Regions from separate parts of the Homo sapiens genome. Here region 1 is linked to region 2. Evidence: read pairs that join two places in POLR2A ChIA-PET (ENCODE). Cell type or tissue: MCF 10A. All regions are shown on one strand. Links, peaks and the distances in the headings refer to the core of each region. The heading gives the core; the rest is flanking DNA.

Region 1 (5,386 bases), core at 279-5,278, 60 kb before region 2:
CACAGTGCTAGGCACTATGCAAAAATCAGCTAAAGTGTGTGTGTAAGAGAGAAGAGAGAGAGATCCTGCCCTTGAGAAACAACAGGATTAGGACGGAAAAAAACCAGATGTGACCATAGTAAGTTCTATTTCATAACAAAAACACATATTTTAAAAATTGGAGAACATGTAGTGTATATTTCAAATAGTTACAAGTGAGGACTTGAAACGTTCCCATCACATAGAAATAATAAATACTCAGGCCGGGTGCGGTGGCTCACGCCTGTAATCCCAGCACTATGGGAAGCCAAGGCAGGAAGATCGCTTCAGTTCAGTGGTTGGACACTAGACTGGGCAACATAGTGAGACCTTGTCTCTACTGAAAATTAAAAAAAAAAAATTAGCCAGGTATGGTGGCACATGCCTGTAGTCCCAGCTGCTTGGGGTATGAGGTGGGAAGATGGCTTGAGTCCAGGAATTCAAAGCTGCAGTGAGCTATGATAGTGCCACTACACTCCAGTCTGGGCAACAAAGTGAGACTCTTTCTCAAAAAAAGAAAGAAAGAAAGAATAAATACAGTGATGGATGCCCTAAATACCCTGACTTGATCATTACATATTCTATGCCTGTAACAAAATATCACATGTACCCCATAAATATGTGTAAATATTATGTATTAATGTTTAAAAAGTGAAGCTGGTAAGAAGAAAATTAGAGACAATCTGGGAGGTTTAGTCCATGATGAATAGAAGTTCCAGAAGGTTTTAAAACAAAAAAAAAAGTAGGCCGGGCGCCGTGGCTCACACCTGTAATCCCAGTAATTTGGGAGGCTGAGGCGGGCGGATCACGAGGTCAGGAGATCGAGACCATCCTGGCTAACACGGTGAAACCCTGTCTCTACTAAACATACAAAAAAAAAAAAAAAATTAGCCAGGCGTGCCGGCAGGCGCCTGTAGTCCCAGCTACTCGGGAGGCTGAGGCAGGAGAATGGCGTGAACCCGGGAGGTGGAGTTTGCAGTGAGCAGAGATCGCGCCACTGCACTCCAGCCTGGGCGACAGGGCAAGACTCCGTCTCAAAAAAAAAAAAAAAAAAAAAAAAAGAAAGAGAAAAAAAGTAAAGGGAATAAAGAAATAATATAAGAACAAAGAAATAATATAAGAACATATCTCAGAGAAGATTCAAAAACTTTTAATGGTAAAAAATGTTATTGCTACTTTCACTGTCACTAATTTAGCTAAAATTTTCTAGGAATGAGAACATGGTAAAGGGATTAGGAGACAGAATGGAAAAGAAACTGAGTGTGGGAGGCAGGTTTTAGGACTACTCACTAAAGCAGGGATTCACAACTAATATATGTCAATGAATAGCAAATAATGATATTGTCTCAATCCAACTGGCAAATCAATTCAACTAAGAATTTTTTTAAAAAAAGAATTAACGAAGGGTAAACTTTTTTAAGTAGGGAGTTTCCCTTCCTTAAAAAAGTATTTTCCCAGAGGGTAGAATTAATACACATGTATGATAGAAAGTTTAGAAAATTCAGTTAAATATAAAGAGGAAAACAATAATCACTCATAATTTTTCCAGCCAGAAATAAATATCATTCCTAACATTTTAGGAATTCAGTATTTAGAATTCCTAAAATAACATTTTAGTTATTCAGTATTTTTCTACACATATTAAAAGTCACAATTTGGATTGTAACATATAATTGTTTTATGATCTATTTTATTCATATTATGAGCATTTCCATATGATTAGTCATTCATTTATATCATGAATGTCATGTACGTATTTATTTTTCCAAAATACTTATTTTTGGATCAAAGTTTTCACTATCATAAGTAACACCATGAGCATAATCTTTGTTCAACCATCTGATCAAAAAGAATAATATGTAAATTCTGAGAAATGCAATTACTAGATAAAACACATTCAAAATTTTGAAATATCTTTTGTTTCTATTTTTGTTTCCCTGTTTTTTGAAATATACAGGAAGTAAGCGCATTCCTATTCATTTCTGAGATGGCATTTTATACAAATGTTCCAAATAAGTAAACATCTGTAAAAGACAATTTTCTTGAAATAAACGTGCCTAAAAGGCTTTGCTGCTGAAGTCATTCATTAAAACGAAATGTTGATCATGGTCATTGTGATCAACAAAGAATAAAGTGAGTTTTCACTAGCAATAGCAGAAAACGAAACTGAACTAAACCTATGTATAATTATATTTTATATCGTACCTGTAATTCGTGCTCGTATTTGTGGAATGTACCCGCATATAATGTAATGAACTATTCTGAGAACTATGTAAATACTGCTTCACAATCAGATAAAAACAAGAAATAAATGATATGTTTGCAGAAAGACATTCACATGTTTATATATGTATTTTGAAGCTCGTTTCAAACAGTGGTGAGTTAATATTTCATTAAAAAGCACGCTTTTACCTGATGAGATTTTGTGAGGTTAAGAAGTGATTATTCTAATGAGGACTCACAAAAGAACATTCTGTCCACACTGAAAATACTTCGTGAGACGAGAGAAGAGAGGAGGAGCACACAGATTTAATCCAGAAAAACATCACTTTGCTTCTTCAGCTGACTGAGCTCTTTCAAAACATGACCTCTGCAGCTACCAGCTTCAGTGACACATAGTTAGGCAGGCATAAGGACCTCAAAGAAGTACCCTTAAAACTCATGTTCCCGCAAAGACAGGAACTTGTCCCAAGTTGGCACATTTTGAAAGACATTTAGTGGGGGTGAGGATAGGTGCATCATTGCACTCACATGTCTGCAGAGCCTGTGAACTGGAATTAATTATTCATCTTTGGTCTGGCTTGAAGGAAATACTCTACTGTAGCTAGTGTAAGAACAGCGAATGTAGAAGCACAATTTGTATTAACAACAGACCATTCTGACAGCTTGTGATCTCATAAACCTTCTGACACGCCTGGGCTACTACAAACATTCATGTATATTGCCTATATTTCTGCCTGCTTCAGAACTTAATCTGGAGTATATAAAATGCTGTTATCTCCCCAATGGTATATATTCTTAATGAAACTAAGATAATATATAGAAGTTCACATTTCAATGATATTTTTCTAGTAGCTACTGATTGCAGTCAATGTAAACCAAGTTATACTTTTATTTATCCAGACGGAATCTTTAGAGCCGGCTGGCATGTGCAGACAAGAAGCCACTGTGAGGTTTGGGGGTTGTAAGGCTGAGGACAAGAATGAAGCCACAGAGCTCAGGCCTGTCTCTGCAGGCCAGCACCACCTCCAGCCCTGCAGCTCCATCAAGCTTGGGGTTTCGGGGGTGGGGTGGGGCACTCCAGGAGCTACAAGATGCAAATAACCAAGTGAGGCAAGATCTGCCTGCGTTATTTCCCAGTGCTTCTAAAGTACTCAACTGTGGACACCTACCCAAGCACTAGTTAGAACCTGTTTAGACATGAGGGCCTCTAAAGCAAAGACTTTTCTGCAAATTCTCCAAGTAAAATGACCATGTCTGCATCCTGGAAGAATTGAGGCACAGCACAGCAACTGGCAGTAAGATGATCTCTCTTGAATTCATCCATGTAGGGCAGGGGGAGTCGCTTTAATGGGCATTTCCCCACTCTCTCCTTCAGGGTAGAACAAATGTTATATTAAAGGAGCTTTGGCTGTTTGCCACTGGTCAGGATGAAGAGACTGAAAAGCTTGTCAATGACTATTCACTTCCCGACTGGTTGCTGCTCATTTTTTACCATGCATACCAAGAGCCCAACCTCCCATGAAGGAGGACAGTGGGAAAGTAGAGACTTTAATACAGCACTAAGATATATTCACCATCACATTTTCCTGAAATAGAGCTGATTGTATCAGAGAGGTTTCATTGCACTCCCAAGTAAGAAGACTGAACCAGCTTCTAACTGTTGCTAGTCTAGCAGCAAGTGTTTAAACATTATAAGGTCCTACAAAAATCTACCCTCCACTTCACTTTGAAAATCCAGAAAGCTCTCCTATATTTGAATATCAACAAGCCAAATTTCCCATTATTCATAATTCAGTAGGACAGCTGAAGGCTGCTCAGGGCCTTATAAAACTGTTGTAGACAGCCCTGAATGTCCCCTGCTTCCCACCACCCAGAGCCTGGGATCATGCAAGCTGGGAGAGAAGCTACAGAGGTAGTGCCGTGTTTGGTGGAGTGACCTCTGCAGCCTCCCTCCCTCAGAGTGAGAATTTTATGTAATTCTTATCTGCAGTTGGGAATAAAAGAAGTTTGATTCCTAGACACTGAAATACACGAAAGTTTATCATGCCACCCTTTTCCATTTCTTAGGAGAAATGGAAAAAGAACACTCCAAACCTGGCCACTACCTGAGGATGTGTAAAGAGGTTTTCTGCAGGCAATTAGACCCCACTACAGTGGAAGCTTGTAGAACATCACACATCGACAGTCTGAAATGCACCACAAGAACTGCTCGAAGAGTGTGTCACTTTCACACTTACCTGACCGTGGGATGGAAGTGCAGCGTAAGCCATGGGCTGATTCATCACTCCTTTCTGCTTCATGAGAAGCAGGCGTTTCTGGTCTTCGCTCAGGTGTGCCCTGGGGGCCTGGAGCTGTGGAGGTGGCGGCTGCTGCTGCTGCTGCTGCTGCTGTTGCTGTTGCTGCTGCTGTTGCTGCTGCTGGATATACGGCATCAAGGGGTTTTTGTTGGGGTTGGCCACTGGTGGTGTCATCCTCTGACTCAGGTCTGCATTGAAGTGGGTCAGGGGTTTAGTGTTGCCATAAGTCAGAATATTGTGCTGTTTGTTTAAGGAGTTTGTACCCAAGTTATTTGGCTGCTGATTGATCATATTCATGTGATTCTGAGGGAGGTAGTTATTCATTGTTGTCTTCTGCAGGTTGTTTGCCATTGGAGGCACTATAGGGTTTTGGTTGTTAAAGGCTTGGGGGTACATCATTGGGCTATTTGGTTTTTCTGCAGTAAAAGCTGCTCCATATGGACTAGAGGGAGGTCCTAAGGGAGACCAATTTGAAGTCTGATTTGAGTGCTGTTGCTGCTGCTGCTGCTGCTGCTGCTGCTGCTGCTGCTGCTGCTGCTGCTGCTGCTGCTGTTGCTGTTGCTGTTTCTGCTGCATGAGTTTGGCCCTTTGTTGCTGCTGTGCAGCCATCTGTTTGAGCTGTTCTGCTGGAGACATGTCAGAGCTGGGCACAGCCACAGGCCCTGACGCTGAACCGGCCACTGTCACTGCTGCCGGATTCAGGAGATAACCATTTCCAGGCCGAGGTGGAGCTTGGCCTGGAGTGTGGGCTTGGTTTGGAGTTTGAGGGGACTGGACAGCACAGTTTGCTGGTGAGCTTGCAGGGTTTGGAGCTGCGGGAGTGCTGGCAACAGAAGGTAAACTAGTGG
Region 2 (5,386 bases), core at 61-5,060:
CGGCATTATTCACAATAGCAAAGAGTTGGAACCAACCCAAATGTCCAACAATGAAAGACAACATTTTAAAAAGGAAAATTCCACCCCCTAACCCTCCAAGGCAGTTTCCAGGAAGTTCTGATATAAGGTCTGTTGACTCTCCCAGCCTTCCTTTTCTCCTTATTTACTTGGGCTATTAAGTAAAAATGAGCTTCTCTTCTTTTTTAAATAATAGGTTCTCAATTAAGACTGAATTATTCCAAAGCAAACAACTCTTCCTATTTCTGCAGATTCTTTGAATTATCATTTTATGTGCTTCTGATGAATTCAGATGTTTAAATGACTTCCAGCAACACACTGATATGACTGTCTAAAACTTTAAGAAACATTTTTTATTTTTATTTTTTTAAAAAAGATTTATCCTTATACCTGGAAGTTTCATATTTGGTATTAGGGAATGATTACTGCTGGATGCCAATACCTCTTTTCAAATAGCCAAACATTTATACTTAATATGAAAACCAAACCACAGACAAGCTGCCAGCATATTCCACAACACTGTATTCTTTCAGCTATAAAGTCAAAGGTTTAATTGCATGAAAATATTCAAATATTAATAAATCATGTTAACTTTAAACTAGGTTCACAAACTTTGTTTCACTGATTTTAAGCAGCCTGATATAGGATAGATATTTAATAAATTTGTCCAATGTGTATTTTTCCCATGAATAATAAAACCAAATTAAAATTTTATTTAAATTGTTGAAATGCTTAATTCCTCCAGATCATGATTTTGCCAATGCAGTTTCATCTACCTTTCCTTGTACATCATACGAAGGCATTTATTCAGGCAGTGGTTTTTAATAAGCCATTGTAGGAAACAAACAAAAAAAGGTGGAAGGTGTTGCCTGGGAACTAATAGCTGTAATAAGGAGCCAGTGGATTGCTCCTTAATAAGTGTATGCACTGCACACCTTCTCAGTCCTGATTAACTACATTCTATTTTAGCACCAGACATCTAATGAGAAAATGTTAAGTTTCCCCAAATGGTATGATGGTAGAATCAGAATGGAAAATACCAACAAACCTTGTGAACGCTATCGCCCCAAAATGTGAGCTTGTAAAAGAATTCATCTTAGTTCCACCTTGATTTCTTTTGCATTAATCATTCAAGATATGTAACATTGGAAAACTTACTGTGTGCAAGGTGTGATGAAATCTTATATTCAGAAGCTAAAGATAAAGATAATATATGCATCAGTTTCATAATAGCCGTTTTTGAAGGTGAGATGAAGTTTATTAATTATTTCCACAAACCATCTAGGGTGATTCTCTCAGATTCAGGGAATGTGGGCTTGAGCAAATTTTCATGGTTGATATGAAGGACTTACAGCTAGAACCAAATACTGTTCAGTCTGTATAACGAGCCTGACAATGTGAATAATCTCAGTGCAATAATTTTTTTTTTGTTAAGCACACAGGTATGTACAAACGCACAAAGGTAACTCCTGAATAGTCAATAAATAACTATACCAAACGTATAACTGCTAATTATGGGAATAATATAATGAATAATTACAGATTTTTTTCTAAATGCAAGTTTTCATGCCAGAAAAAAATTTTATCTCCAGAAGAATAATTTGTGCATTGCTTAAACAAAAATCAAAGTGAAATCCTTCCAAACAGCCCAGGTGACATCCTTGGTTTTATTCATGTAAATAATGATTATAAAATATAAAAGCTAAAACAGCTGAATAAAACATCCTTCCTGGCCTCAGGGAGGTCATCAGTTCATTGAGGGTCAAGAAATACTACACTTCTAAAACTACCTTATATCAACCCTTGATGTTTCAAAAGGAAAACAAAAATAGCACCCAAATTTCTCCAGGCAGAGTAAGCCACACACACACACACACACACACACACACACACACACTCTCTCTCTCTCTCTCTCTCTCTCTCTTTAGAAAAGCAAAGTTTGCAACATGCTATAATTAAGCTCACATCCTGACAGTAAAAACACAAAGTTTTATTCTAAATATAGAGGAAGAATCTCCACATTGCACAACCTTTCCAATTGTTGTTTTTTAACATTAGTCATTGATGTCAGTGTGTCCTTTGCATAAAAAAGTCCCTTTCTGAAAATACACATACAGTAGACATGAAAATTGTACTGCTTTCAATTTTTATTTAGGGTGGAGATTTTCTTAAAATCTTCGGTAGATTTTATCCTTGCCTTGTCCTTCCTGTAAGTCTAAATCACTATTTAAATGGCATTTTCCTTCTTGCTCTTAAAATAGCGAAGTGGTATTTGCTAAATGGACATGGATAGCTATTCACAGCCCAATTCCTAAGTCTTAGTCTTCTACACAGGCTGCCCTGATCGCCTCCAGAGATGAAACTTGTCCATGGAAGAGAAGCTATACACACATCTCTGCCACCAGGAACCTGGGAAAGTCTGGTTTCATGTAACACTAACAATGCTGCTACAAAAATTACAATTTTCTAGCATGGTGGATTGGACTCTGTCCTATTTATTAAAAGAACTGTAGACCTGAGGGCAGCTCAATCCACACCTTGCAAAGCACCCACATGTCCCTAGCAGAAAGGAGGGCTGATTTTAATTTATGGGGCTTAATTAACCTTTTAATTTAGGGGTTAGTGGTAAAGTGTATCTAGAATCTAGCTACCTGCTGTGATCCTGGAGCAAGTTAATCTCTCTATGCCTCAGTTTCGACAGCAGGATTCCGTCTCAAAAATCAAAACAAAACAAAACAATAACTAGTATTATTCTCAATTAGGATTTCTAGAACACTAAAAGCTACCACTTGCTGGGCATGGTGACTCACTCCTGTAATCCCAGCACTTTGGGATGCTGGGGTGGGCGGATCACCTGAGGTTGGGAGTTTGAGACCAGCCTGACCAACATGGAGAAACCCCGTCTCTACTAAAAATACAAAATTAGCCAGGTGTGGGGGCGCATGCCTGTAATCTCAGCTACTCGGGAGGCTGAGGCAGGAGAATCGCTTGAACCTGGGAGGGTAGGTTGCAGTGGGCCAAGATCACGCCATTGCACGCCAGTCTGGGCAACAAGAGCGAGACTCCATCTCAAAATAAATAAATAAATAAATAAATAAATAAATAAATAATAAAAACTACCACTCTACACTAAAAAGTCAAACGTGGAAATATACAAAACAAAAGTCTATGTGGAAAAACCCAACAATTTACAAAGGTAAATTAGATTTACAGGAAGCAAACACACTCCTGAGCACTTTTGCTTTATCCAAATACTTCATTTCACTGTTAAGAACAGTTGATGGGCCTTTAGGGAAAATATTTCAGCTTTCAAATAACTGCTTTGAAAAGGACTAAAAACTATATTTAACTGCCTCTTGGGCAATTAGACCATGGCCATTGCCACATCTGCTATTTTCTCATCAGGAAACTGCTTCCAAGACATTTAACATTCATAGGTGTATTAGCTCATTATTAATACTCTGGAAATTCTCCATGACACTATTAACTACAGTGCAGAATTTGATGTAAGGAGGCTCCATCTTGGTTTCAATTCATGTAAGAGGATTATGAACCGAATTCCCTAAAGGATGACACTAGAAATGGTCTCAAACATGGACTGAATTATAGCAAAGCTCCAAAGTGTAATCTATTTCTAAAAACTTGTCTTCAATCATCTCAACCCTTTTCTCATACTTTATCTCTATCTCTTCATATTATCCATCAGTAATTGTTAAAATAGCAAACACTTACATGACACTATGTATGGACACGTATATTAATACAATTAAACCTCACAAGATCCCTGTAAGGTAGAAACTATCATCCCCATTGTACGTGTGAGAAAACCGAGGCACAGGTAAGAGAGGTAATACACTAGTAGTGCCAGAGTTGGGATGTGAACACAGGCAGTCTCACTCCAGGGGTAAGCTCTTCCCTATGGCCATGCAGCCTCTACGCCTTATTGACATGCTTCTAAAATACAAAAGTGGTAGTAGAAATTTTTTTTTTCTTTTTTTGTTTTTTGAGACAGAGTCTTGCTCTGTTGCCAGGCTGGAGTGCAGTGGCGCGATCTCGGCTCACTGCAACCTCCGCCTCCTGGGTTCAAGAAATTCCCCTGCCTCAGCCTCCCTAGTAGCTGGGACTACAGGCACGCGGCACGACACCCAGCTAATTTTTTTGTATTTTCCTAGAGATGGGGTTTCACCATGTTGTCCAGGATGGTCTTGGTATCTTGACCTCGTGATCCGCCTGCCTTGGCCTCCCAAAGTGCTGGGATTACAGGCGTGAGCCACCACACCCGGCCAGTAGTAGAAATTAATTAGTCTCAGACTCTTATCATAAGATAGAAGCGGTATCAGGAATTGAACTCCCACTCTTTCAGTGCTCTGTGATAGCCCATGTACTATTCTTCTGACACCAAGATAAAAAAGACTATTTCCAATGAATGCCCATTAGATCAGAGATTATGCCACGTACAATCTGTCACAAAAAACCAGGAAGCATGTCACTGAAACAGTCTGGCTTGTAACATAACTTTTATTCTAAAGAAATACCCATCATTTGATACTATGGAAATCTGAATATTATGTTGTACTTTTAATTTACAAACACAAATTTAATTGACATGAAATTTATCAAGATATGAAACCTAAAAATATCAATGTTGTCTTAAATTCCTTTTGACAAGATTGTTAACTGCTTGACATTTTCATGCCTTTACTTTCCTTGAATTCCTCATGTGATGGTTCATTTTAGTTGTTAACTTGACTGGGCTATGATGTCCAGTTGTTTGGTCAAATACCAATATAGATGTTGCTAGGAAGGCTAGTTTTAGATGTGATTAACGTTGAAATTAGTAGACTCTGGGTAAAGCAGATTACTCTCTATAATGTAGGTGGGCCTCATCCAGTGAGTTGAACACCTGAAGAGCAAAGACAGGTTTCCCAAAGAAGCAGCATTCTGCCTTCGGACTGCAACACAGAAAACCTGCCTATGCTTCCAGCCTGCAGATTTTGGACTCAAGACTGCAATATTAACGATTTTTTTTTGGAGACAGTCTTGATCTGTTGCCCAGGCTGGAGTGCAGTGGTGTGATCTCAGCTCACTGCAACCTCCGCCTCCCAGGTTCAAGCAATTCTCCTGCCTCAGCTTCCTGAGTAGCTGGGATTACAGATGCACACCACCATGCCCGGCTAATTTTTTGTATTTTTAGTAGAGACGGGGTTTCACCATGCTGGCCAGGCTGGTCTCAAACTCCTGACCTCGTGATCTGCCTGCCTTGGTCTCCCAAAGTGCTGGGATTACAGGCATGAGCCACCATGCCTGGCCAATATTAACTCTTAACTTGAATTTCTAGCCTGGTAGTCTGGTCTACAGATTTTGGACT

The links. Peaks named below come from ENCODE experiments on the same cell type or tissue, not always from the same donor. Only the 100,000 strongest peaks of a DNase experiment are listed, where the experiment ranks them.
Region 1: POLR2A ChIA-PET joins it to region 2 with 24 read pairs; 4 of 35 experiments call an interaction of 5 or more read pairs at or near these places.

Annotation. Positions count from the first base shown.
Region 1 is chr4:139,884,879-139,890,264 of GRCh38, forward strand. MAML3 (mastermind like transcriptional coactivator 3) reads right to left here. Exons shown (of 5, transcript NM_018717.5): 2 at 4,479-5,386. Among named protein-coding and RNA genes, the nearest start is that of MGST2, 220 kb to the left of the region's middle. RefSeq lists an enhancer at 3,169-3,308. In MCF 10A, for the core only: no CTCF peak of the experiment used is centred there; DNase peaks (open chromatin) are centred at 3,373, 3,653 and 4,533.
Region 2 is chr4:139,945,012-139,950,397 of GRCh38, forward strand. The region is part of intron 1 of MAML3 (mastermind like transcriptional coactivator 3); the gene reads right to left. Among named protein-coding and RNA genes, the nearest start is that of MAML3-AS1, 180 kb to the right of the region's middle. In MCF 10A, for the core only: no CTCF peak of the experiment used is centred there; a DNase peak (open chromatin) is centred at 2,030.